Linked DNA regions of Homo sapiens: region 1 is linked to region 2. A link is an interaction called in ENCODE POLR2A ChIA-PET data of the cell type or tissue named here. Cell type or tissue: MCF 10A. All regions are shown on one strand. Links, peaks and the distances in the headings refer to the core of each region. The heading gives the core; the rest is flanking DNA.

What was found. ChIA-PET counts read pairs that join two places held together with the same protein. Peaks named below come from ENCODE experiments on the same cell type or tissue, not always from the same donor. Only the 100,000 strongest peaks of a DNase experiment are listed, where the experiment ranks them.
Region 1: POLR2A ChIA-PET joins it to region 2 with 12 read pairs; 3 of 35 experiments call an interaction of 5 or more read pairs at or near these places.

The regions. Positions count from the first base shown.
Region 1 is chr12:46,768,783-46,779,548 of GRCh38, forward strand. It overlaps SLC38A4 (solute carrier family 38 member 4), which reads right to left. Exons shown (of 17, transcript NM_018018.5): 11 at 9,719-9,994; 12 at 9,507-9,586; 13 at 8,122-8,222; 14 at 6,267-6,391; 15 at 502-646. Among named protein-coding and RNA genes, the nearest start is that of SLC38A4, 52 kb to the right of the region's middle. In MCF 10A, for the core only: no CTCF peak of the experiment used is centred there; no DNase peak of the experiment used is centred there.
Region 2 is chr12:46,698,143-46,708,908 of GRCh38, forward strand. No RefSeq gene overlaps it. Among named protein-coding and RNA genes, the nearest start is that of SLC38A4, 120 kb to the right of the region's middle. In MCF 10A, for the core only: no CTCF peak of the experiment used is centred there; a DNase peak (open chromatin) is centred at 4,979.

The DNA of each region.
Region 1 (10,766 bases), core at 1,273-9,272, 70 kb after region 2:
TTGTGTTTAAAGTTTAAGTAAACCCTCAATGAGTAGAATGAAAATTAATAGACCATGCAGTTATGGGGAAATACTAATAATACACTTTATATAATCAACCTCCTATTCCTCTGAAGATACCTTTCAATGTTCAGCTGATACTCGTAGTATCAGAGAGCTTCTGGCAGGTAAAATCTATCTTCCTCTTTTCCTGATGGTGGAGCTAATACCTAAGTCCAAATCCTGGGTCCACACCAAGGTATATGACTTGACTTTTATAGGGGTCAGTTTCCTCATCTATCAGAAAAAGCAGCTTGACTAAATGACCTATAAGGTGGCTCCCAATGTCAGTTAGGAGGAAGAGACAGTGAGCAGCTCAATCACCAGAGCCTCTCAGGGATAAAGGGAATCCATGAGCCTGAGAAAGAACGGGGATCTGGATGACCCAGCACTGGTTCCCTGTCCATCATTTAATGAGGCGTGAGTTTGGGTTGACCAAATTGAAGCCTTTCTGAAACTCACCTATGAATCCGAAGATGTATTTTATAGTTGGCACAAGGATGACCAGAACATTATTAAGTGCAATAAGCACAGCTGCAATCAGGAAATGTCGTATCCAGCTGAAGGGTCGTTTGGGAAATAACAGTGTGATCACTGATGTACGAATCTTAAACAAGAAAGTTCAAAGGCAAGATCATTTCTTTGTTTTTGACTTTATCTATTACTTCAAATATTCTCATCACTCTAATGCATTTTCTTTCCTTTTCTTTTTTCCCAGAAAAGATGTTGATGCTTTTTTCAATTTTTTTATTATTATAAAACATACATAACATAGAATTTACCATCTTAACCATTTTTAAGTGTACAGTTCAGTGGTATTAAGCATAGTCATTTCGGTCAACAACAGACCACATATAAGACAGTGATACCCTAAGGTTGTAATACTGTATTTTTACAGTAGCTTTTCTACGTTTGGAGACACAAATACTTACCATTATGTTACAGGTACCTCCACTATTCAGTACAGTAACATGCTGTACAGGTTTGTAGCCTAGGAGTACTAGGCTATGCCATATAGCCTTAGTGTATAGTAGGCTCCACCAATTAGGCTGCAAGTACAATCTATGGTGTTTGCACAATGACAAAATTGCCTAAAGATGCATTTCTCAGAATATGTCCACATTTGTAAGCAACACATGACTGTACATTCATCTTGTGCAGTCTTGATGCTAACTTTTGATATTTGAAATGGAGTGTCATTTTTTCCTTGGCCTATTTTATAAGACAATATTTTATGCTTTCACTTTCTTAGTTTTCAGAATTTATTGTTAAAAATAATCTCGGTCAGAAAGAGATAACAGGCAAGACACATAATTAAGAAACATAGTAAAACCCTTGTTGATCACAAAACATGTCTCATCAGACTGGATGAGACATTAAGGGCAAGCACTGAATTGATTTACACAAGATTGTGAAAGGAATTTTTATGAATCTAGGTTTTCCTTAATTTTGCATGGTATTTAACATTTTAAAATAAAATTTTAAAATGGTATTTTAAAATTTTGACGTTTTTGTGTTTGCTCCTTCCTCTTTCTCTCCTTTTTAGCTCTCCCTATCAATAGATTGTAAATCTATGAAAGGCAAGGAACAGGACCTAATAATCTAAACATTCCTCAGACTTTCTAGCTTAGTGTTGTGCACACAGCAGGCACTGAATAAAAGCTTAAATTAAATTGAATAGTAGGAATCTTATCCTTCCCTTCAGGATCCTTGACAGATTTCAGCCCTATTTTAGCAGCTGAAATAAGTAGGCGAAGGGTCAAGAGAGCCTCAGTTTGCAGCAGCTGCTCAAGTTACGCTGCTGTAACTGGATAAAGATCCCTGTGGGCAGAGGGAGGGAGTGACATTTGTGTTTGTACAGCTTGACAAAGTTGAAAACACTCTTATCTTTGGAATCTTTTAGAGGACACTTTTTGGACTTAGTGGAATTACTCTATCAGCTTTCCAATAAGTGAATACTTCGGTTAAGCTAGGAGTTCACATTTTTGGAAATGCTGTGATTGATGTTCACTTTAAAATTTTAGTTCTGAAGTCACTTAAGGTGCAGAGATGGGAACTCATTTAAAAGAGAGAAAATGTAAAATATATTTTGAAACATGTATGAATGACAAAAAATTCAAGCTAAATAGCTTGCAGTTTCTCATGTGACATTCCTTTCATACCACTCCACCAAAAATTAAGGCCATCTGTTTAGGCTGAAAAGGCAATTTCATTTCTAGAATGACAAACCAGATAGTCTCTGGAAATAGTTTAAGAATAACTTTGTAAAGGATTTTAAAAATTGGATTAGTGAACATTATGAAACTCATTCTGAAAAGGAAACTGAGGAAAGCAAATGGTGTGATATTGTTTTCCTCAGCAGCCTATAATTCTACATTATGATCTGCAATTAGTGCTTATTCAATATTGTCAAAACTGGTCCAATTAGTAGGCTTACGAATAAGCTTTTTATGGTATATACATAGTGCCAGAGGACTTAATTTGTTTCACAGTGTTAAACAGAATAAATAAGTATGAGATATAGGCTCATTTTCAGAGAATAGTCACAGTTTGTTTTTTAGTCACTTGTTAAAAAGGTGCATTCAAGTCAATAAGCTGAGTTAGAGTGAGTTAGAGGCAGTCCTATATGTCCAGGGCCTCTGAATGTGAAAGCAGTCTCCTGGCTCCCAGAAAGATTAACATTTGGCCTAATGATATGAGATCACAGAAAGTTTATGGCAATAATAGGTAGAACGGTTGGAGTAAATGCAAAAGCTTCTTCCTCTTTCTGAATAAGGAATAGGAAAATTCCAAACAGAACTGAAGGTGGTTTCCAGTGCATTCCTGAAGAGAGCAACAGAGCAAAGAGGGAGGGAGGTACTAGGCTTGTGGTGGTGGTGGAAAAGATCAGGAAGGAAACTTGCTGGTCATTCCATGTTAAAGTGCCTCCCTGAGTAGTGAGCCTAGGACCAAAAGCCCCCAGCAGTTCTGTTTACCTTTGCTAGGGCAGACCACTGGCTGATTCCCACCAAGCCTCATCTGCTCTTCCACTTAGCTATGTGCCTTTTTCTTTACTGACACAAGTCGCTAGGAACCTGGAAATGTGGGTCAGATGCTGTGGGTCAGGGAGGTCCCCAGCACCATCCAGGGCCTCTGACCCACAATGATTCCATTAAGGTTCTATGCAGCTCTAGAGACAACATCTGTTATTTCCAGAGAAAGAGTCCTGAACAGGAGCCTGTTAGGGGGTGCTGTATTCTGATGCAGGGGCCCAATGTGAAGGTCAAAAATGTGGAGGCACAGGAGGAAGTGAGAGTCTTAGTTCTAACTCTTAAAAAAAAAAAAAAAGCCTCTCCCATTGTTTAGACGTAGCTCACACTTTGATTTTGCAGGTTTGCTTAAGGCAAGGATGTTGGAAAACCTACGAATCACTGCTCCACTGCAGTTGATAGCAATATACGCTGCATTTCTATGTTGATATCTATATACACTTCAAAACAGGAGATCTGAAGGCAACATAAGTGAAAAGACTGATTTTAATTATAAGATGAAATACAAGTAGCTAGGGATCTTTTTTCAAAGGCATGGCAGGTGAAATTTTCATCTGTGTGTTCATTATATATCCATTAGGATTATTTGGTTTCTTGTTCTTTATGGAAATATGGAAACTTTACTGCATAAAGGGAAGCATAAGCTGAAAATGACATGATCAGTCCTCTGGAAGGAGGTGCCATTCCATAACTGATACCCCACCCACTACTAAGAGAGAAAGAAATGTTGGGCTGCTAGTGAAAACACTACCTTAATTCATTTCATTTATTCACTTGTTCAACAAATACTACAAGCAGTTACTATGCACCTTTTACTAAAAAGGAAAAAACTAACCTGATTGGAAAAAAGAAAGATAATAAATGAAGTAGAGAAAAACAAACCCCAGTCATATCTTCTCAAGCTCCTAAGAAAGAGAGCCCAGTTACCATGTTGAAAGAAGGAGAACACAAAATAATGCCTAAAGCTGATAGATTTTAATTCAGATTAGGTTTTGTTAGTTTTATTATTAATGTGTGGAGATATCAAGGCAAGTAAATAAACTTACTGGTGAAGAGTTCCTTAAATGAAATAAACTGTCAGGAGAACCATGCTGTGAGTCAGCATTTGACACATTGAAAATCTGAGCCCTAAGTTATACGAAATAAACAAGCAAAAGCGCCAATAACAACTTTTATCATTTTAGTAAAGAAAAAAAATTGAATTTAGCTTCAGAGGACTTGATTGAGATCCACTCACGGAAGTGACCACTCTCTGTCACCTTCTCTGTGTATCCTTCATGTATAGGGAGGTTTGGTTCATTTAGCCCAGATCCTCAACCCAGCTGAATTCGTAGCACATGTCACCAAGGGAAAGAGTGTCTATGCTTTTGCTAGAAAAGGCAGTTTATACATTTCAAGACAAAGCAAGATTCATTTGAAGACCATTTTTCTTCCCAAGCACGACGGAGCTCACCCTCTGTGCCAGTCACTGTGCACATCACCAAGTCCCAGGGACTTATGACTCTGTGGGGCAGTGGAGCACTTACACAGATTATATAAATGTAACATTGCAAGGGTGAGGACAGGATAATGTGCAAAATGTTTCATAAATGCTAATGTTGAGTGGAAATACATAATGAAGGACAGCAGTTAGTCATTTTTCTGAACTCTGGTTCTTATGGTCAATTTTGGTTCTAATGGCATCTAATGTTTACACACTATTGCTGTTCCTGATGGTCAGATTTATATCAGTGCTTTATTTCTCACATAGGGTAAGAATTTCTAAGGGGAGATTTGGATTTTCCATGCTGAGGTGAAATGTTCATCAGTAAATGACTTTTACTTCCCATGACAATAATTGCAGCCCTCAGTGTTGGGCTATGAGCTGCACTAGTTGAACTGTTACCAGCTGTCTGTGTGACGATGGCCAATTCTGGCAATCCCTTAAAACCATGGCTTGAAAACACTATATGAATATGAATAAAGCAATACAGAAGCACATCACAGATTTCTTATGCTTTGATTCTACAATGATGTGAATGCTTACACTGTGCCAAAATTTAGTGAGTGATTTTTTTACACATAAAAAGAAGGGCTCCAGATATCCTTTTCTCAGTGAAGTTGTTTGCCTGGCAATTTTACCCTATCGTATACCTTCTGTTTATAGTTGTCTTCTGTCTTGTACCCAAGACGGAGCTGATTTTAGGCTAAAGCTATGTGTATGTCATCTGAAATACTTTCAGATATATTAGAGGCAAGACATGATTTAAGAGTAAAATATTAGCCACCATAGTAGTACGGATCTGATTTCATGCACTCATGAAAAAGGAATGTGCCAAAATATATTTCAGCACACAAGCTGCATTTAAAGTGACCACAGTGTCATTATAGAAATAGTCTTCATATGCAAGCCCTGTATGGAACATTATGTCCAGGACAGTGCTGGTTACTGTGTCACTTATTTTTTTCCCCCTCAAATGAATGAGTAAATTCAGTGTTTATGAAACAGGAGCTGGCAGGAGGGTGAAGACCTGTGTTTATCCTTAGGTGGTGGTTTTAACTCACACAGCCCAAATCTTCACTACCAGCTCTGCTCTGGGATCTCAGAACAAACTGACACCAATGACAAATGCCAGGGAGGGGTGACCTGGTGTGAGTCTGGCAGAGGCCATGTGTGAGAGAGATATGTGATAGATAGCATAACTGTTTTTTGAAAAATTTTTTTCTGGTATATAATTTACTTAACATGAATCCCCTTTTCATTAGCCTTCAAGGCATCAGGTTAAAAAAGGCAACTTTTGTATATTATTGCAGCACAACAAACTGGAAAAAAAATGAAATGCCTTCAAAACTGTGATGAAATTTAATAAGATTTGAAAGTTAATATGGTTTTGGCTTTCAAGGTTCCAAAGTTATATGAACTCCTACTCAGTTTTACTAATCCACAAGACAGAAGCTCCAGCTCCACTTTTCAACTTTGAGTTTAAAAATAAGTTTTATGATTTTTTTCCTACACTATAAAAATACCACCTGAAACTACTTGCTCTATCTACACATTAAATGGCCAATTTTAAGTGACTCAAAATGCTATAGGAAAATAATATCCTCAGGCATTGCAATTGCAAACTCACCCTATAATTAAATCAAAATGAAGGTAGAACACATGTACTAATTTATGGGGTCAAGTAGGTTTCTTTCATCAAAGTCTTATGTACTTACTGGGAAGAGGACAATGGGCACAGTTAGTGTTACTGCCACAAGGACTGCCAGGCGAACCATGAGAAGAGGGATGTCTAATGTATACACTTTGCTGTAGGCATGAAGTAATTCATCTTCAACTTCTCCTACAACAGGAAAAAGAGAATGAAACCGCTTGGTGTTGTCAAATCAGCACAGGTCACTTATGGCAACATTTTATAGAGAGAACACAGAACAGAGGAAAAGACCTAGGCCTGGGAATCCAGGCACCTCTGGTCTTGCCTCTGAGCTCATTAGCTATGCAACCTTCATTCAAATGAACAAAGAGGTCCTGAAGCTGATAACGTTGCAGAAGGTATAATACAAAATAAAGAGCCTCTCAAGCTCATTTACATTGTGATAAATCTATCTCCGCTGTACAGAAGCAATTACAAATCAGACAGAGACCAAGGTGCTCTTGTTGAAGGGGATGAGAGACCCAAGCCCCACATATTGTCTCTCCCAGCCTACCACCTCCCCTGTCCCTACCTGCGCAGCCACTCCTGATGCAGGTTACAAACCCAGTGTGTAAACTCTAGGATGAATGATTGCTACCATTTTTTCAAGCTCAACAACTATGACTCCATCACCACACTAAAACAGATATTTTTGGGCTCTTTCAAGTTTTTGCTTGTCTTATGAAACTCATTAAAATAAGTATAAGTAACATGCAGGGATAAATTAGTATAATTTTTAGATGGTCTCCCAGTGGGTACTACTCTAAGACGAAGATGCAGCCCTACTTGAAAACACCTTCATTCAGGACTCCAAGCACAAATAACAAGAAAATATCTATGGAATCAAGCGTAGTTGGATTTTCACCTCAAGATCAGACAAAAAGGAGTGAAAATACCTTCAGTAGTATTGACCTCGTCATTCATTATTTCACAACCGGCAAAAAGTTAATGCCCAATCTAAAGCACATGTTTGGTTAATAGTCAAATATTAGTCAAATAGAAAAAAAACCTAAGCAAATGGTGGCCTACTCCTGAATCTTTTCCTCCACAATTTGTCATACATGCAATTCAATTTACCAAGTCAGTAAGAAAAAAATTAAGTTAAAAACTTTAAAAGGAGGTTTATACAAAAATATATTTATATTGATACACTGATTCATGTAAACATATGCTACCAGGTCAATATGTGATTCCATGAAATCTGTTTATGTGGCCACACTTCATGGAAGGAGTACAATCCTACTCCCTTTGTGAACTGTTAAGATGCCAGAGAGGAAATGTTGCAGGCATAATCTAATGTGGCCATAGTCACTTTTTTTTGGTGGTGCATTCTTAGATTGAAGGAAATTCTGTCATGTCCTCTTTCTTAGGAAATCATTTAGTATAACAAAATAGAATGGGATATGTCAGAAATTTTACCTAAAGTCCCAAGCTCCCAGATTTGACTTGACTGGTAAAGAGGAGGCAAATTCAAACTTGAGGACCTGGCAGTTTCCCTGCTATTTGTGTGGCAGGTAATAATTCCATCAAAGGAGCTTTATCACATGCAAGTGGATTCATTCTCATCACTTGTAGCCTGAGTTGGACTATGGAGTCTAGCCAGAGAAATATCATCTATCCCTAGAGGAAAATAATTTTGTTTGAGGGATATTTTTTATAAAATAGGTGTTAATTCACAAATTCTTGTAACTTGTTAGCCAGGCTGAATCAGGCCCCATTTCCTCAGGTCAAGTGACAAAACTAAAATAGTATATTAATTGAATATGTGTCATCTATAGAGCATGCTTATAGAAGGCAATTTTTAAAAATCATACCTACCCAGGTCAAGGACCAGCCTAACAAGGATTTGCATATAGAGAATGACTTTCAGAGTGACCTACCATAGAAGGTTAGGTAACCAAAGAGGGCGGCAAGCAGGTACATGACAAGCATCCCCGTGATGGAAATATTTGACACCGTTTGCATTTTTCTCCGGGACCGACTGGAAAAAGAAAGAACACCAAGCTTTGTTTTTTAAACTTACAAAAAAAAATCACTTTTCAAAATGAAAATAATAATAAAAAAGTATATCTATATTGCTCATCATGAAGACATATTTAGTACATAAACTTATAGCTGATTTAAATTTGTCTTAGAGAGCTAATGAGGATTCATTTCCATTTTTCTTAAACACTAGTCCTTCAGTCTTAAAAACAATCATTTCCCTAGAAGAGGAACAGTCTATTTCACGTAGGTCAGTAAGCTTGCCCACTGAATAAGAATATAATTAACATAAAGATCAAACAGGCTCCTAACATAGAAAGCTTTTGCATTTCATAATGAGATGACTTTAGATGAGGAAAAGAACCTAGTAGAGTCAGCAAAGTACTACTGCCAGGAGTCCAGACTACCTGAAAAGCTTCTGAAAACCATTCTAGAAGGAACCTGGCTGCCAAAGATCAATTGTCAGGCTTCTGGAGTAACTGCTACATGTAATTTTCAAAGTAAATCAAAGACATCAAAATACTTGAAAGTGTTCTGAAATTTTTTATGAGGTAAATCAGAATTTATGGGGAAAGTTTTGCTATTTAGTGAGAATGAAGACTGAGGTTACTGATGTCTAGATTAAAGAAGTTGAGAATTATTATATAATACCCTCCCTTAAAGGAAAGAGGAAAACAGCTATAATGAGTTCATATCCTTTGTTCCCAAGCAAATATCAACAACTTCAAAGGGAAAAGAATACAAATGAACCATAGACCATCAGCTGGAAGAAACAAGATTTTCTAGCCAGTGACTCTATTGTACAAATAAGACAACAAAGGACAGATATTGACACATCTCTTGTAATGAATGTGTTCTAGACAAGGGTTAGGTGCTGACTATAAATGACATCACTGGCTTATCGAGGCTGCCCCTAACCATAAGTTTTGGTCGTCATGGGTGTTTTCATTTCTAGTCCAGCTGACATCGTTTCTTCCGAACAAAATTCAAATTTAAATTCCCAACACCTGCCAAAATTATTACAACCATCGACTCCTTGTCCACCTGCCATGAACCCCTCCCCTGAACCATTATGGTGGAGAGAAAGGAGAGAAAGAAGATAAGGTAGTGCTGTGGTGGGCTGATTCCCACCTTTCTGATTAAAGCATGTTACTGAGGAGTGGATGGAGTACATATTTTCTCTGAAGAGGAAGCTATAAACTGTGTTTCCTGTTAAAGAATCTTTGAACATATGAGCAGAATTTCAAAGCAAATTAGAATGCTAAAATGATGGCTGCCTTACTCTTTAAGTTCACTGTAGATGGGAAGGACCTCAGGGTGGCATACAAAAGCAAATACTAGGATAGGAATTGCATAGGCCGTCTGAAAAACAAAGACAACACCACGTGTTTAGCATTCCAACATAGATGGTGATCTCAGGCCATCTCAGTTTATTGAATAAAAACTTAGAAAACACATAACTGTACTCATTAGAAGCCCGGACCGCTCACTTACCCGGGAGTTGAATACAAAGTATTTGGGTTCACACTTGTCATCACTATGAGCTTCATATTCTACTCCACTGTCATGAAGAGAGCCCTTGGCCTGGTTCTCATCCAGCCCTGCAGGATTGCGGTGGGTGTAATCCATCATGAAGTTCACATCAGAACTCTCAGAGTTGTTGGGTAACATTACCACATGCATTGGAAGCGTGTTGTTGAATGACAGATTTCCAACACTGTGATCCAAAACAGGTAGAGGGCAGGGTATTTGGAATTTCTTGTAAATCACCTAGACTCAGTCATTAAAAAAGAAAAAAAAATCAGCTTTTTGAGAAAAAACAATGAAATAAGAATCCATATGTGTGGCTTATAGGGTGGGGGGTGAGGGAACTCAGTTAGGGATTCCTTTTAGACTAATGGACAAAGTAAACTTCCTCTAGCCTCTGTTCTAAGGGAAGAGTTGGAGCTGTGATTGGCAGCCCTGCCTCTTAGAGTTAACAGGACAATATTTTGCAAGAATCCTTCCCACCCTCTTTCATGCCCTTCCATGAGAAAGATGATCATTTCCTTATTTCTTCAAACTAAGGTGACATGGGTCTTCAAAACTTTTTTTCCTTCTCCTTTACCTCTTTGGGGAAATGCTTTATAAATTTTGGCATTCATGATAGTGCAAGAAATTCCCTCTTTTGTCAGGGGCCTAGAGAGGAGGATTTCTTCTTTAATCCCACTGTTCTTGTCCTCTCTTAATGGGTGGAATGTGTAAGAGAGAATGGCTGATTCATGTGAATATGGGTATAGCCTTCTTGTTTCTCATCTGGGACTCTCCTCTGCTGTTCTAAATGCCAGATTATTGTCATGTTCCTGCTTGAAGTTTTCCTTTTTTCCCCATATATAACCAGTGTGCCTAGACCAAACCATTAGTAGTAGCTTTGATATTCTACCTCAACTATCTTTAAATCGTAGCTGCTCTTTTTTTGCTCTAAATTAGTCTACAAGAAAATCACTTGTGATACAAGAACTATTTCATATTAGTGAAGTGCTTGAACAAAATGAGGACACTA
Region 2 (10,766 bases), core at 1,667-9,666:
AAAGATCCAAGCAAGAGCAAGTGAAAGAAGCCCTGAAGGCAGAAGCCACAGTCTTTTTATAACCCAATCTTGGAAGTGATATTTCATCACATCTGCCAAATTTATTTGCTAGAAGCAAGTTACTAATGCAGCCCTTATTCAAGGGAAGGAATTATCCAAGGGCATCCTAACAGGAGCAGGTATCACTGAGAGTCATTTTTAAGTCTGCTTCTTAGAAAAATAAAATTTCTGGTTTTTGTATAGCCATAGTGACAGGTAGCCACCATACCAATTTTAAACACATTAAATAGATCAACTGTAATGTGTCTCAGTGAACATGCTTTTGCAAGCCCAACCAGTCAATATTAACCCCTCATTTCTGTAAATCCATCAGTCAGGAATGTATTCACCAGAAGAAGCACATCTCTGAGTATGCCAACCAATCAACTAAAGTCTCACCCAAGTAACTGTGGTTCAACAAGTGATGTCAACTCACTTGATGACAATGAGTTTCAGATAATGACCCTGAAAATCCACCAATCTCTGAACTCCATGTATCCCCCAAACATTCTATGAGGTCAGCAGTCTGCTCAGCTAGGAGAGATGGCTTGATCAGCACTGTCCTTCCCTACCATGTCAGCGATAAGTTGAGCCTTGTGTTTTTTGTTTGTTTCACATATTGATAATGGTCTATCACCTTCTAACAGTTCAATAGATGTTGTTTTTAGCCACTAAGTTTTGGTAGCAAGCTGTTAGGCAGCAAAAGTTAACTGATATACTGGCAAATAGCAGATCCTTCAGAAGTCATTCTGTTTTTCATCCTCAAAAGAATGGAAGCTCAGCTCATTTGGCATGGAAATTGGGAAATATAGATTGTCAGCCATTAATGGGAATAATGGCTTATAAAAGTGGGTAAGAGTTAAAGTTATTATTGTCCTGAATTCAGATTAATTTGTGATTCAAGACATTCTGTCACTCCTTTTAAAACCTAATTATAGATGTCTTAAGTGTTTCTGGAAAAATCTGTTAAATTCCTTCAGTGGACTTGACTTTTCCTCTTAAAATACTAAAGATGTTGGTGCTGACATTGTGAAGGCACATACTCTCACGTAACTGCAAAATAATTTCTGAGAAGCTGGTATCTGTAAGGTAACTTTTAAAGGCTCTGATTTATTTCTGTGGTTAAGAAAAGAGGAATTATTAAGAAATTGTTGGAAATGTGCCGTGGCTAGGTTTTTCCTCCTCATATTTGTAGGCTTTCATGTGAAGCTCCCTTAGCTCAGCATTGGTCAAAACATGTTTGTTCCATAGTATCTTGTGCTAATTTTCTAGAAGAACAGTACATTAAAAAAAAAAAAAAAAAAAAAACAAACCTGGAGGTTTGTCACATACTGGTCAACAACCAGATGATCGGTAATCCCTACGAAAGAAGAATGTGGCAAGAAATAATCTAAAACATAAATTATTATTTCCCAAACCAATTACATTTAAAGCATTTTAACTTAAAGCACATCTCAGTGTATATAAAGAACTGGTGTTGAAAGGCTGTAATTGGAGATAAAATCAAGGTCGAATCTAAAATACTGTAATAAAGAATTCCAAGTACAAGTTGAGAGTACAGGGAGTTTTTGAGATAGTTTAAATACAGCAATGACATAATCAGAGCCATGTTTTAGGAATATAAATTTGGTATATGTGTAGGGTAAACAGTAGTGGGGAGAAAATAGATGGAAGCAGACTAGTTAGGAACCATCACAGCCCAGGTCATGGGCATTAGTGCTCCTCTACCATCCACACACCAACCACCTTAGAAGACACCTAACAGTTGTACACCAGTCTCTTATCTATAAAACAAAGTGAGGTTAAGCTACATGATCCTTAAGGTCCTTTGTAAAACATAAAAACAAAAACAAAACTCCTTAACTTTCTGGGGTCTTAGGAAGCAACATTAAAGCCATGGAAGAGTTTGGGCTATTAAAAGAGCAAAAACCAACCTTGGTTGAGTGTTGGTCAAAGATAAGCCTCCTTTGCTTACTTCAACCACATCCCAAAGCAGAAATCCCACTTACACAATAGTTGACAGATGGTCTTGAGTCTCTGCTTCAATACCTCCAGTAATATAGAACTCACTCTTATGAAAGAGATCACTTCATTTCTGGGCAGCTCCAACTGTGTTTTCATGTCCTTTGCTACTGAGGTAAAATCTGTTTGTTCTTATTAGTTCTGCTCTCTGGCATTACACAGAAGTCCACTTTTGCTTTTGTGTGACCACTAAACTTGAGCCCATCCCTCTAAACTAAACACTCTAAAGTATTTTTAACTGTTTTTAGAGGATGTGATTTTTGGACTTTTCACCATCTCAAACACCCAGAAGGAAAGTGTCACAGCTTATGTGAATCCCCAAATGCTGCTGTGACAGTTCCCGGCTCCTTCTCAATCCACCCTTGCCCTGGCTGTCAGAATGAGAACACAGCTCATACACTCTCCCTCCAAGATTAAAACTCATGGTTCTCTAGTGTGTGGGCTCCAAGGATGAGGTTTGTGGAATGACTCCAGAGTGATCTGTGGATTAATAAACTGACTGGGACTGAACATCCCTCATTCCCAGTGGGAGGGGCTGTACCTGAGCCCAATTTGCCAAATAAATGGTGACCTCTTGATTGGTGGCTTCTTTCCCACAGCTCAAGGGGCTGTGAATTCCCATGGGCCCTCAAAGTCCGCCAGACCAGGTCAGATGGCACTTCTCGCCACTCCCCTAATCAGCAAGCACTTAAGTTCAGCCTGCTTAACACCTGAGTCTGAAGATTCTTGCTCTCCCAAATAATCCACTTTCAAGTTTATACCATAAGGTTTGATAGCAGGAGTTCAGGGTCCTTTCCCCGCAATGCAAATTCACTGTGTGTCTGGCTACACTGCCCTGGGTTCCAACTCCTGAGCCTCAGGGGTTCTGAAAACACACAGGTCTCCAAACCTCTTCTTTCTGATCCTTGGGTTACATATTTCCCCAATAAATCTTGTACCATCTGCCTACTCTGAAGTTGTGAAATTCATAGTCATCCATTCTACCAAAGAGTTATAGTACATGCACATATACATACACACAGAATTTACACAAATGTACACATTGTTTCCCTCTTAATTTCTTCCTTTTGCTGGGAGATTAGGTCTGGTGTTCACATTGAATGTATTATTGCTTCTGTAAGCCATGTGGATTGAATTTCTCTCATAATGGATTTTCTGAAAGCAAAAGTATTAATTCCAATTACCTGTTTATTTCTCAAGTGGCAATACCTGCTCTTAACCCAAAGGGCATAATGTTACTGCACAAATATGCCTATCAGCTGAAGATAATATCTCAGGGGAGGTTGCTCAGGAAGTTTCCAGGCCTCCAGATAAGCTCCTTATTTGGGAGGATCCTCCAGACAGCCAGCCTCTGGAGTGCAACCAAGCAGGGATCAGGGGCTAGGGTTTGTTTACACAGATCTCTAATCCCTGAGCCCAGGGTCTCTGGTAGTTTCTTTGTGAAAGCAAGGTTTTTAGTTCACAAACTTGAACCATTGTTACTCAAGCTTGTCTTTGGTCACTCAGTCATCTTTCCACCCAGCATTATATAAATGCTCCTCCAATCATCTGCAAGCAGGAAGGGGTAATGTTAGCTATTGGCTGGGAGTTCCAGATGGTCACTGGGGCAAACTGGAGACCTTTATGGAGTTGAGGAGACTCTTATGGAGTTGAAGGGGCTTGCAGGTATGATTTAAAGAGCAGGAAGTCTAAGGGAGGAGTTCACACCTGTTCTTTATCTTTTGCTAAGAAACCTCCATATTATGGCCATCAGGTAAAGAGGCAGGCCATTTCTCAGATTAGAAAGAACCATTTTCCATAGTAAAGGCAGACCCAATTTCCTCTGAATGGTATGCACTCATAGCATGCCTTCTGGCCATGAGACTTCATGATGAATATTTCAGCCTGCTCATAAGAGCTGGGGAGGATCTATTGGGTATTAATATTTACTATGTACCAGGCACAGTTCTAATTGTTTACAGATTTTAACCCTTTTAATCCACAGGAGAGGAATCTGGCAGAGATATTCTTATTAACCCCATTTGATAAATAAAGAAACTAAGGCACAGGGAGTTAGTAGCCTGCTCTGTGTTTCACGGTGAAAAAGTGTGGCAGAGGCAGGATTTGGACCCAAACAGTCTGGCTCCAAAGTCCAGGCTTCACGGGGGCACATACTGCCCTTCCAGACATCTCTGTCCCCTCAGGGTGACCCCCAACTTATCCTTCCAAGTCCGTCTCCCTACTCCTCTGTAGTAAAACTGGAGTATTCACTCTTTTCTGAACAAAATCTGTTTTCCCCACCTGTGTGTCCTCTCATGCCCATCTCCACACCCCATTCCCACCTGTAAATCTCTCATCAGTTTTGGGGAGAGTCCATCTCAAAGATACTATCAAAACAAAAGAAACTAACATTTGCTAAGCTCCTGTTACCTTTTGGGTTTTGTGCTGAGGAAACTCACATAAAATATTTTATTTAATTGTCAGTCTAACTCTTTGACATAGGATAATTTCCTCATTTTCCAAATAAGAAAAAGCTCTCAGATGAGTACCCTGCTCAGCTGTAAAGAGCAGTACTGGGCTGACTGCAGCTGTCCACAGTGGTGCCTTAAGCATTAAGGGTGTCCTCCCTTTAGCTTGGTCCTCCCACGTAGCACTTTGTGCAGCTCTCACGACACTTCTTTGTACCTTATAGGTATTTGTGGAATACTCCTATAATACGACTTCTGTAGCAGGAATTGTATCATGCTCCTTTCTTCCCTGGGGTGTCCAGCCTAGTCCTTTGTACCTAGGCTAATTAATAAGTATCTGTGTAACTGAATGAAACTGGATGGAGGATTAGGGAGGCAGGCATTGTGGAGGAGACAGGCTCAGTCTTGCCAGCTTCAACACTTCTTCCAAGTTCCTAAATAATGAGCTGTCAAGTTTCCTTGAGTTGCTAAGCCTTTTGGGAAGGAAAAAGTGAACTGAAACAAGCAGCTACGTGCCTCAATCCACCAGAATAGGAAGCTCCTGCTTTCAGACATGACGAGTCTCCAAAATATGTGGTGTTAACTCCAATCGCGCACATCTAGCACAACTTGTGACTGCACAGGCGTGTGCAAACGAGCTCAGGAGTAGAGACATTCTAACCCAAATGTGACAGAATACATTAAAACACCACAAAAGCAACTTAACTTGAATATTACATGGCTCCTACAAAAGAAAATAATTTGCCTGGTAACTTTCTTTTATCAAATGCCATGTTTTTACTTAAATGTGTCTATTAATTAGCCTCAGTTTGTTGTATGCCAGTTGTGTAAGTTATTAGCTGAGGAGTGCAAGGTACCATGTCTGTTCCACCATTGCTGGATCCTAAGTTCCTGAAAATGAACAAAACAGGACAAAACAAATATTTCCTTTTCTATTTCTGCTGCCTTCTTCTCTCTCATTCTGAAGCAGGGGGCTGAGAGTTATAAAGATAATCCAGCCATTAAGCAAAAATAGTTTTAAGTACCAGCCCTCTTTATCTTGCTCTGATTCCAAATGGCTGAAAAACAGGAGAGGCTTTAAAATCCATAAAGTTGATGATACAGTTGCCAATAAAGTACTGGAGAAAGAGAAGAAATAACTTAGCTTACATTTTATCCTCTATATAAAAATGGTTATAGGGCAGTCAAGGCAGCATGGCGTGGGAGAAATTGGATTTCAATTGATCAAAAGGCTGGATCATAAATTTGAAAGGGGAAATACTGGATGCAGGGAGACCAGGAGATGAGTTATGGCAGTAGTTTTATAAAAGATGATAAGGACACCCCAAATCAGTGTTAGAAGGAATTATCATTTGGGAGGTGCTGGGAAAGGGTTGGTAGTCAACTGGATGAGGATTGGTGAGGAATCAAGGGCCATTCCCTATCTGACTCTTGGGTGAACAGTATCACCACCAATCGACTCCAGGGTAGCAGGAGGTGGAACAGCTTAGAGTTGCTTGCTGCAGTTTCCTGGTAAAGTAGGGAGCAATGTCACTGGCTACTAATGAGAGGAGAGCAAGTATGTTAGGTTCTTGAGGATAGTGGAGGTCTACAATGGTAACTGAATACAGAGAAGTTACTGACCAAAGGAAACGAAAAGAGAGAAGGGCAGAACCGGAAAACACACACTGGTGGAGAAGTATGACTTTCTAGCAGTGTTCCATTGGCCAGCTGTAAGAAGAGAGAGAGCAGAGTGTGACAGCAATAAATACAGAATAAGCTTCATTAAAGGAGATCTGTCAGATGACCTTGATGTTTACTTGGTCTAACATACTCTTGATTGCCAAAGTCTTTACTGAGATAGTCAGATAATAACTACTCAGGCCAGATACTGACCCACACTATTTGTGTTTTCAACTAATCAGTGTATAAACTAATACATTTAGAGTAATCAACGTGAGAAGGATTTGAGGGAGCTAGGACTGGAAGCAAGGAGACTAGCCAGGGGCAGTCCATGCAAAAGATAAAGTTCTGATCCAATGCAATATTAGTTGGGACATAACTCAGGATTTTATGAAGCCAACAAGAATGTTTTTTGTTTTGTTTTGTTTTGTTTGTCTGTTTTAATGTATGACTGAGTCCCCAAAAGAAAAGTGAAGACATAGCATTTTTTTTATTATACTTTAAGTTTTAGGGTACATGTGCACATTGTGCAGGTTAGTTACATATGTATACATGTGCCATGTTGGTGCGCTGCACCCACTAACTCGTCATCTAGCATTAGGTATATATCCCAATGCTATCCCTCCCCCCTCCCCCCACCCCACAACAGTCCCCAGAGTGAGATATTCCCCTTCATGTGTCCATGTGATCTCATTGTTCAATTCCCACCTATGAGTGAGAATATGCGGTGTTTGGTTTTTTGTTCTTGTGATAGTTTACTGAGAATGATGATTTCCAATTTCATCCATGTCCCTACAAAGGACATGAACTCATCATTTTTTATGGCTGCATAGTATTCCATTGTGTATATGTGCCACATTTTCTTAATCCAGTCTATCATTGTTGGACATTTGGGTTGGTTCCAAGTCTTTGCTATTGTGAATAATGCCGCAATAAACATACGTGTGCATGTGTCTTTATAGCAGCATGATTTATAGTCCTTTGGGTATATACCCAGTAATGGGATGGCTGGGTCAAATGGTATTTCTAGTTCTAGGTCCCTGAGGAATCACCACACTGACTTCCACAATGGTTGAACTAGTTTACAGTCCCACCAACAGTGTAAAAGTGTTCCTATTTCTCCACATCCTCTCCAGCACCTGTTGTTTCCTGCCTTTTTAATGATTGCCATTCTAACTGGTGTGAGATGGTATCTCACTGTGGTTTTGATTTGCATTTCTCTGATGGCCAGTGATGTTGAGCATTTGTTCATGTGTTTTTTGGCTGCATAAATGTCTTCTTTTGAGAAGTGTCTGTTCATGTCCTTCGCCCACTTTTTGATGGGGTTGTTTGTTTTTTCCTTGTAAATTTGTTTGAGTTCATTGTAGATTCTGGATATTAGCCCTTTGTCAGATGAGTAGGTTGCGAAAATTTTCTCCCATTTTGTAGGTTGCCTGTTCACTCTGATGGTAGTTTCTTTTGCTGTGCAGAAGCTCTTTAGTTTAATTAGATCCCATTTGTCAATTTTGTCTTTTGTTGCCATTGCTTTTGGTGTTTTGGACATGAAGTCCTTGCCCATGCCTATGTCCTGAATGGTAATGCCTAGGTTTTCTTCTAGGGTTTTATGGTTTTAGGTCTAACGTTTAAATCTTTAATCCATCTTGAATTGATTTTTGTATAAGGTGTAAGGAAGGGATCCAGTTTCAGCTTTCTATATATGGCTAGCCAGTTTTCCCAGCACCATTTATTAAATAGGGAATCCTTTCCCCATTGCTTGTTTTTCTCAGGTTTGTCAAAGATCAGATAGTTGTAGATATGCGGCGTTATTTCTGAGGGCTCTGTTCTGTTCCATTGATCTATATCTCTGTTTTGGTACCAGTACCATGCTGTTTTGGTTACTGTAGCCTTGTAGTATAGTTTGAAGTCAGGTAGTGTGATGCCTCCAGCTTTGTTCTTTTGGCTTAGGATTGACTTGGTGATGCGGGCTCTTTTTTGGTTCCATATGAACTTTGAAGTAGTTTTTTTCCAATTCTGTGAAGAAAGTCATTGGTAGCTTTATGGGGAGACAAAGACAAAAACCACATGATTATCTCAATAAATGCAGAAAAAGCCTTTGACAAAATTCAACAACCCTTCATGCTAAAAACTCTCAATAAATTAGGTATTGATGGGACGTGTTTCAAAATAATAAGAGCTATCTATGACAAACCCACAGCCAATATCATACTGAATGGGCAAAAACTGGAAGCATTCCCTTTGAAAACTGGCACAAGACAGGGATGCCCTCTCTCACCATTCCTATTGAACATAGTGTTGGAAGTTCTGGCCAGGGCAATTAGGCAGGAGAAGGAAATAAAGGGTATTCAATTAGGAAAAGAGGAAGTCAAATTGTCTCTGTTTGCAGACGACATGATTGTATATCTAGAAAACCCCATTGTCTCAGCCCAAAATCTCCTTAAGCTGATAAGCAACTTCAGCAAAGTCTCAGGATACAAAATAAATGTACAAAAATCACAAGCATTCTTATACACCAACAACAGACAAACAGAGAGCCAAATCATGAGTGAATTCCCATTCACAATTGCTTCAAAGAGAATAAAATACCTAGGAATCCAACTTACAAGGGATGTGAAGGACCTCTTCAAGGAGAACTACAAACCACTGCTCAAGGAAATAAAAGAGGATACAAACAAATGGAAGAACATTCCATGCTCATGGGTAGAAAGAATCAATATCGTGAAAATGGCCATACTGCCCAAGGTAATTTACAGATTCAAGACATAGCATTTTTAAGAGGCAGTGTGACTTTACAGGAAAGAACACTGGCTCTGGTAAGTCAACTCTCTCAGTTCAAATCCCAACTATATTGCATACGAATTGTGTGACAACTCTTATGAGGCACAATAATCATTTCCATTTTACAGATGAGGCACAACCAGGTTTAGGTAACTTGTTCAAGTTACACAGTTGTAAAAATTAAATAGATTAATACATGCAAAGGGCTTGGTAAAACTGCCTGATACCTATTAAGAACTCAGTAAACATTTGTATTATTATTATGTATATTTAACCCAAATATTGTCCTCACCTCAAAAAAATCATCTTGTTCTTGATATTAAAATCAAAATGCTTAAAGGTTCCATCTACAGTGCCCTCTCTGAGATTTGTGTACATTCCTGTAGATTGCAGCAGTTCTTGTTCAAATTTTCTTTGCTCATGAAACTCTTCAATTCACTTCTCGTCTCCTGTGGCTGTTCTGTTTTTCTACCTTGTTTTGGTTCAAACGTAGAGCACAGCCTCCTCTCCTAGATATCTGTAAAGTGCTTCCATCACAACGCCGTTAGAAAAATTTTGCCCAAAGTTTAGAGGGTGATAGAGTGGCAGCTTATACCATAGCACAACAACTTAACATGGAATATTAGACACCTTTGTTTTCGCAAGTCCATTGGACATATCCATTGTCAGGAATGTATACTAGTGATTTTCTTGCCTCACATGACCAAGTTGCTGAACCTCTTGCTCTCTCTTTCAGCCTCAACTTCTTTATCTTTCTTCCTTTTTAGCCTAATAGCCTCATGTCTTCTTTTGGCTGCCAAAGGAACTCCGTCTTTTTCTTTATTATTTGCAGCAGTTAGCTTTCTCTTTGTTTCACATCTCCGCCTTGCAGAACCATGATCTATCAAGGTGTTTTGTCAAACAAAAAATAATACTTTCCCCGGGAAAAAGCTACTGTTAACTTTTAAAGTACATTTTCCTCATTAAATGTACTAACATTCACAATTAAAAAATGCAACATAGTGTTGTTCTAATATAAGTGTCTAGTTACTCTATATGATTCACAAACCCAAGTAATGAAAAATCCCTTTTTATTCAATTTGACAATACAGTATTTTGTTCAGGATTTTTGCATCTTTGTTCATGAGAGAGATAGATTTGCAATTTTCTTTTTTGGTAATGTTCTTTTCAGTCAAGGTTATACTGGCTTTAGAAAATAAATTGGAAATGCATATTTTCCTTTTTCTCTTCCCTGGAAAAGTTTGTATAAAAGTGTTATGTCTTCTTTAATGTTTAGAAGAGATCACGGGTAAAACACTGGGCCTGGATTTGTGTGTGTGTGTGTGTGTGCATGTGTGTGTGTGCGTGCGCGCGTGTGCATGTAGAGTTCATTGAGGAGAACTCAAATTGTTTTTATTTTAATGTTTCTTACATGTGTTAAAACTACTCCATATGGCCCATAGTTTCTATACAAATATAAGAACAGAATCAATTTACCTGCTAAAGATAAAGCTGTGAAACCTAGTAACTTTCAAAGTTAACAGTATTCTCTGATGTAATGAATAATTGATTTTCATGGGCTAGGTTGCAATGTGAAATGTGAATGTGGTATTGTTTGGGTCTTCTGTTGTTGCCATACCTAAGTTCTCTTGTGCCATGAGATGACTCAAGTTTCCCACCCCTTTTCTTTATTCAAATGTGAGAAATTTATTTTCATAAGGCTGACAGTGACATCATTTGGTCTTCATTTAGCAGAAATGCCTGATTTATGCATTAAATACTCAACTGTTCTTTTTATATTAGCCTGTAATCATTAGAATACATGCTCTCTTATATTACTTG